2 separate regions of the Homo sapiens genome follow, and region 2 is linked to region 1. The links are chromatin loops, found by intact Hi-C in ENCODE. Cell type or tissue: ovary. All regions are shown on one strand. Links, peaks and the distances in the headings refer to the core of each region. The heading gives the core; the rest is flanking DNA.

Evidence for each region. A loop is a pair of places that touch in the nucleus more often than their neighbours do. Peaks named below come from ENCODE experiments on the same cell type or tissue, not always from the same donor. Only the 100,000 strongest peaks of a DNase experiment are listed, where the experiment ranks them.
Region 2: a loop joins it to region 1, with 2.8 times the contacts of the local background. A loop is called at or near these places in 45 of 110 quality-filtered maps.

What each region holds. Positions count from the first base shown.
Region 1 is chr2:30,216,099-30,219,019 of GRCh38, forward strand. No RefSeq gene overlaps it. Among named protein-coding and RNA genes, the nearest start is that of LBH, 14 kb to the right of the region's middle. RefSeq lists an enhancer at 1,843-2,921. In ovary, for the core only: no CTCF peak of the experiment used is centred there; a DNase peak (open chromatin) is centred at 1,713.
Region 2 is chr2:30,163,578-30,166,498 of GRCh38, forward strand. No RefSeq gene overlaps it. Among named protein-coding and RNA genes, the nearest start is that of YPEL5, 18 kb to the left of the region's middle. In ovary, for the core only: a CTCF peak has its summit at 1,584 (motif pointing right); no DNase peak of the experiment used is centred there.

The sequences.
Region 1 (2,921 bases), core at 319-2,818:
TACTTTCACTATTAAAGAAGTACAAATCCAAACAACAATGAGATACCATTCACACCCACCAGATAGCAAAAGTGTATGTCAATGCCAAGTGTTGGGAAAGATGTTAAATCATGGAGTCTCATTCACTGCTAGTGGAACTGTAAGTTGATCCAAGTACTCCAGAGAGCAATTTGGCAACAACTAATGAAGATGATCATGTCCAGAAATTCCACTCCTAGGCATATAGTCAAGAAGACATGTATTAAGATATTCACTGCAGTACTGGAAACAGCTTAAATGTCCATCCACAAGAGAATAATTAAATTGTATTAGAGTTATACAATGGAATACAACACAGTATGTGTCAGCATAGATAAAAATCTCACAATTGTAATGCTAAGGGAGAAATGAATATTGCAGAAGATAGTGATACTACAGATATGATTATACACTATATAAAATTTAAAAGCTGGCATAATAATCCTTTGCAATGTCTGTGATACATAAAAAATGTAGTAAAAATAGTAAAAGTATAAAAACACATGTGAAGATGATTAACACTGATCTCAAAACAGTGCTTAGCTCTGGGAAATGAGGGAAGAAAATGGGATGAGGGAGGTGTACAGAGAGGAACTCAATTGTATCGCTGATATTTACTTTCTTTGAAGTAAAAAGACATGAAGCAAATAAGGCAATGTGTTAATATTTGCTAAAGCTGATGTGGCCATCATTAGCGCTACCCACCAAATATTTCTGGCTCTCTGCCTGCCAGGCCCATAGTAGGATTCTATGTCCTCACCCATTTTGAATCAGGAGCAGCCTAGAGATTTGCCTTGGCCAATGAAATGTGACTGGAATTGACTTGTGTTTCTGGCCTCTTGAGCCAATGCACAAAAACTTTGGCCAACATGGCAGCCCAGAGACAAAGCTTCTGTCCTCCCCAGTCCCTGAGCAAGCATGACACCCCCAGGCAACCCTAGGAGGATGGGAGGATGGGAGGGAGATGAGTGCTGTCAGCCGCTGAGGTTTGGGGGTTGTTTGTTACTACAAGTCTACCCTGGAGAATAGAGCTGGAAAATGGGTCCACTCCTATTCACTGTATCAGTCTCTGATTTTATCTACATGTTGAAATATTATCAAAAACATTGTAATACTTTTAAATTGGACTGGCTTTCTATCTCTTCGTTCACGAAAATTCTCTGTACTGGCCTGCGCAAGGCCCCTCTCTTAATTTATTAACTTTTGTGTTTTCAGAAAGTGCCTCTGACTTGGGATGGAAGCAATGTGGAGCTGTAGGAGCCTCCTGGTAAAAAGGATGAATGGCAGAAATCATTGATTAAGCCCAGATTTCTGGGTGAGCCCAGATTTCCTCCAGTGCTGTCTGCTAGCATTTCCCATCAATCTGGGGACAGAAACCCAATGAGAAAATCTTAGCTTTTCTCCAGAGAAATGTAAGCAAGAATTTTGATGAATGCAACTGCCGTTGATTCTTTGTATGGCTTTTAGAAAGATCACTTCACCCTTTTTCCCACTTCTCTGCAGTTCACCTCTGGGAGAAATGTCAAGAAAACTTTCCCACACCTCATGGCTTCCAGGTTCCTTTTTAGGGCTGCCTGCAAGGCCCACAGGGAATAAAAGGCCCAGCAGGAGGTGGAGGAGGGGCAGCATGGTGAGAGAAGGAAGAGAAACTCCGTTCTTGGCCAGTTGTGCTCCGTACTGTGCAGACACACAGGCAGCGCCTGGAAGTCACCGAGAAATGCAATGCCTTTGAGAAGTTCCGTGGAAAGAATGACATCATGACCAGTCACTCCCCCACCCCACCTTTTTTCCAGTGGGAGTGAGAAATAAATAGACTGACACATTTTCCAGTCAGGGAGCCATTCTGGACAGCAAGTTTACCTTGGCACAGGAGCTCAGGTGGGGCTGTGAGAAACCTTATCTGTGCTTGCCTGGTAAACAAGGAGCCTGCAATCTCCCCGGAGTCTTGGCCACTGAGCAGGTGACTGCGGGAGGCAGGTGAGCAGAGCAGGTGAGCAAGGTGAGCCTCGGGCCCAGGAGCACGCTGTGTTAGGTAAATATTGCCTTAACTTGATTGATGGACTCACTAACTGTCTGTTTGTTGCCAAGAGAAATGCCATCACCGCCAAATTCAAAGGTAAAATTCCTGTCCCTTAAATCAAGGGTTCTCAAACTGTAGTGCGTTACTAGGTCACCTGGGGAATGCCATTAAAATGCAGGTTCTGATTCAGCAGGTTGGGATGGCTGAGAAAATTGCCTTTCTAACAAGCGGCTGGTGATGCCGAGGGTGCTGGTCTGTGGACCACTCTCTGAATTTGCAAAGTCTTAATGCTCAGATGACTGTATGCATTTTACACGGTCAAAATAGTTACTGATTAAGGAGCACTGATGCAGGCTGCAGGTGTCGTACCAGATGTTTGCTATCATCTCTTGTAACTCTTCACACCAACTCTGCAAGGTGGGTGTTATTATCCCCGCCCCCTCCTTGGCTGGCAAGGAAATTGAAGCTAAGAGAGGTTAATTCATGCATTATATGTGTAATTTCCAAAAGATTTCATTGCTACCTTCCCTCCTTTCACAGTGATCTGAAATAACCCAAAGACAAAAGATAATAAACGCCTGTGGTAGAGACGGGTGTTGTCTGCTTGTGGTGATCGGCCCTCTTGGCACCTGGAAATGAGTAATTTCGTCCGTACATTGTCAGGGCCAAGCTCAGGAATTCAGAAATCCTGGTTATCTAGGTTTGGCCTAGGAGGTCCTCTCTTCAAAAGAGAGAGTAGCTCCAAAAGGTGGACAAGACTGGTTTTTCAGATCCCTCTGGTGCTGATGTGTTCGCCCCTAGGACACGCAGTTGGAGAAAGTTCTTGATACCAGGAGGAGTTGCTTTGATGTGTCAGCTTGGAAAGAATGCCTCGTAAGGGCCA
Region 2 (2,921 bases), core at 312-2,811, 53 kb before region 1:
GCGAGCACCTGTAATCCCAGCTACTCGGGAGGCTGAGATAGGAGAATCACTTGAACCCAGGAGGCAGAGGTTGCAGTGAGCCGAAATTATACCACTGCACTCCAGCCTGGGCGACAGTGCAAGACTCCATCTCAAAAAACAAACAAACAAACAAAAAAAACATCAATGCTGACTAACTTTAGCTGTGTGACTTTGGGAAGTCAGTTAACCTCTGAATCTTAGTTCTCTCAAGTGTGAATTGTAAAAACAAGCCTTGTCTTAAATCTTGTCAGAACATAGTGAAATATAGAACATAAAAACCTGTTGATAAGCAGTATGCATATATCTGGAGTAATTACTTTTTTCAGTAATCCTGAACAACTCTTCACAATTTAACCTAATTTGTTCTAAATTATAGAATGACCAGAATGCTTTCAAAGTTCTTTAAATCCTTTCTGGATTTAACATGTACTGATAAACCTTTCAGCAAATGAGGATTTGAAATCTGCAGTTTACTAAATGTTACTATCTTGACTTTTCATTATAAGGAATTTTTCATAATCTTCTATAATATAATTTTACATGGCTTTCAAAAATCTTCAAAGCTGCTATTTTTCTCCTACCATGGAGCAGAAGAGAAAAAAGGTAAAAAGCTCATTGAATATAATATCAATGGTAATTAAAAAGCCACCATTTCCCCCCGCAGACAAGCTAACTTTGAGAACCTGCCAGAGCTTTCACTAACAGCAACTGACTCATTTTCTCCTGTGTTGGTCTCAGCTTATTGCATACTACTGCTAGAATGAAGTTCGTCCAGTTTTTAAAGAATCCTAAGGTGGTGAGATAAATGGTTTATATACTTCTTCTGATGTGCCCTACAGATGAACAAGTTATCTCTTCCTCCTGGATTTAAAGCAAAATACAAAGACAAAGTCCATATAGTAATTTTAAAAACCTGTATCCAAAGCTAATTTGAAAGCCCAGCTTTGCAGGTGATATTTGTGTCCTTGAGGATAGACCAGAGGTTTTCAGGGACTGGTGCAGTTTGAGAAATCCCCTGGTATGCCCCCGACCCAGGAGAGGAGGTTGGCTTCCGCCACTCCTTGGAATTCACTTAGAATTTCCCTCTTTTCCAGCAGTTAAACTGCCATGGAAGGAGCTGGCCACCACCTTCTCAACTATCCCACTCTACCTGGAGCCCTCCCAGGAAATACTGGGCAAAGTGGAGACATTACTGTGAACTCCAGAAAATTCCACGAGTGTAATCTCTTCCCACGTAACCCATCTCCCTTCCCCCAGGATCCCAGCCCAATGCAAGGTGTTCAGAGGCGTTTCTGAAGCTTGTCAATATGCCAAAAGGAATAAAATATTTCAGTCCCTTTCAAGTGAGTCAGGTTCTGTGTTAGAGAAGGCTCCTTAGGGCAGCAACAGGAAGCGAGTTTCAAAGTTTGAGGGGACGGTATTTTTAAGAAATGGGCTAATGAGTAAAACATTCAAATGATCCTGCTAAAGTTTACACTGAAAAAATGTTTTTAATTAAAAAAAAAAAAAAATCAGCTGGAAGCTTTGCTACCAGAAAAGTACCAGTAGGTGGCATGAGTGTGCAAGAAATTCCACTCAACCACCAGTCAAACCTATCTTTTGGAAAAGAGAAACGTTGGGGCAGTCAGTTCTTGTTGCTGTTCGTCCTCTAGGGTGCAGTACCAGGAGCTGATGCAAGGGACCGTCTTACTGCAATGGCACGACATCATTGGGCAGAATCGAATTATGGAGAAAATGCTTTGCAGACTATCAAGTGCGATGCAATAGTACTGTTTCCTCTTTGTGATACATGATTTTTTTTCTGCAATGTTTGTTTTAGTATCTAAAGCTTTAGCTTATACAACTTCAAAAATGTTTTTTGTCGAAAACTATGTTTTAATATTGGCTTTTAATTTGGTAATGGTAACCTGAGGCCTCAGAAAATTAAATGTCACAGTGTGACTTTGAAGTTAACCTCTGGAAGCTCCATTTCCTCGACTTTAAAATATGAAAAATAATTTCTAGAGAACATGTGTGAGGACTTTATAAGCTGTATGGAATTCTAAAAATGATATATATTACAATAACTTGAATGAGGTTCAGTGTTACTTAACCGGTAGTGTAGGCTCCAGTTGCTGCAAAGAATTTTCCCGTTCATTTCTCCATTCAGCAGTGCTTGAGTGCCTGTTATGTGTGTCAGGCAGTATAGTAATAGAACAACACCTGGCACCTGTTTCCCAGCGGCCAGATGAAGGATATTTGCAAAGCCAGTAAAATTACTGAATGCATTCCTGCTGCAGGAAATGAAAGGTATTCAGCGTAGGGGTGCATGAACTCATGAAGCAGAATAAAAGGTCTTTCCTCTTCCAGCAATTGCTTAATGTCTGCATTAGAAACAAGGAAGCCTTTCAGATTAAGTGAAAATAAATCTATTTCCATGTGTAAGAGATTCTGAAATTGGCTTAACTATACACCCTAAAACAAGCTTTATCTGTCTCCCTTGCAGAAACAAATATAAATCAGCAATTTTGGGGCATACGCCAATAGGAACACTGACACCTCTGGCAGCCAGGCCAAGCAGAGGGCTTCTGTAACAGTGAGAGGCAAGGAGTCAAGGCTCAGAGCTGCCTTTGCACAAGAAACATCCCAGGTAAAGCATGACGATGGATTGCAGGGAGGAAGGGAGGTGAAATTCAAAGAATAGTAAATCCGTAGGACCTCAGGTTTAGCCATTGGTTGTGATCAGTGTCAGTGATCTCCAACTTAAATGCCTCCAGGTGCCAGGTCACTCAAGAAGTGGGCCTATGGTAGACAGCTGAAATCAGGGCTAACGGGGTGAGCAGGGAAGAGCATGTACCCCTTAAAGATGGTCACTTTCAATTTAAGAGAAAATTCTAGCCAAATACAGTTTATTCTTTGGG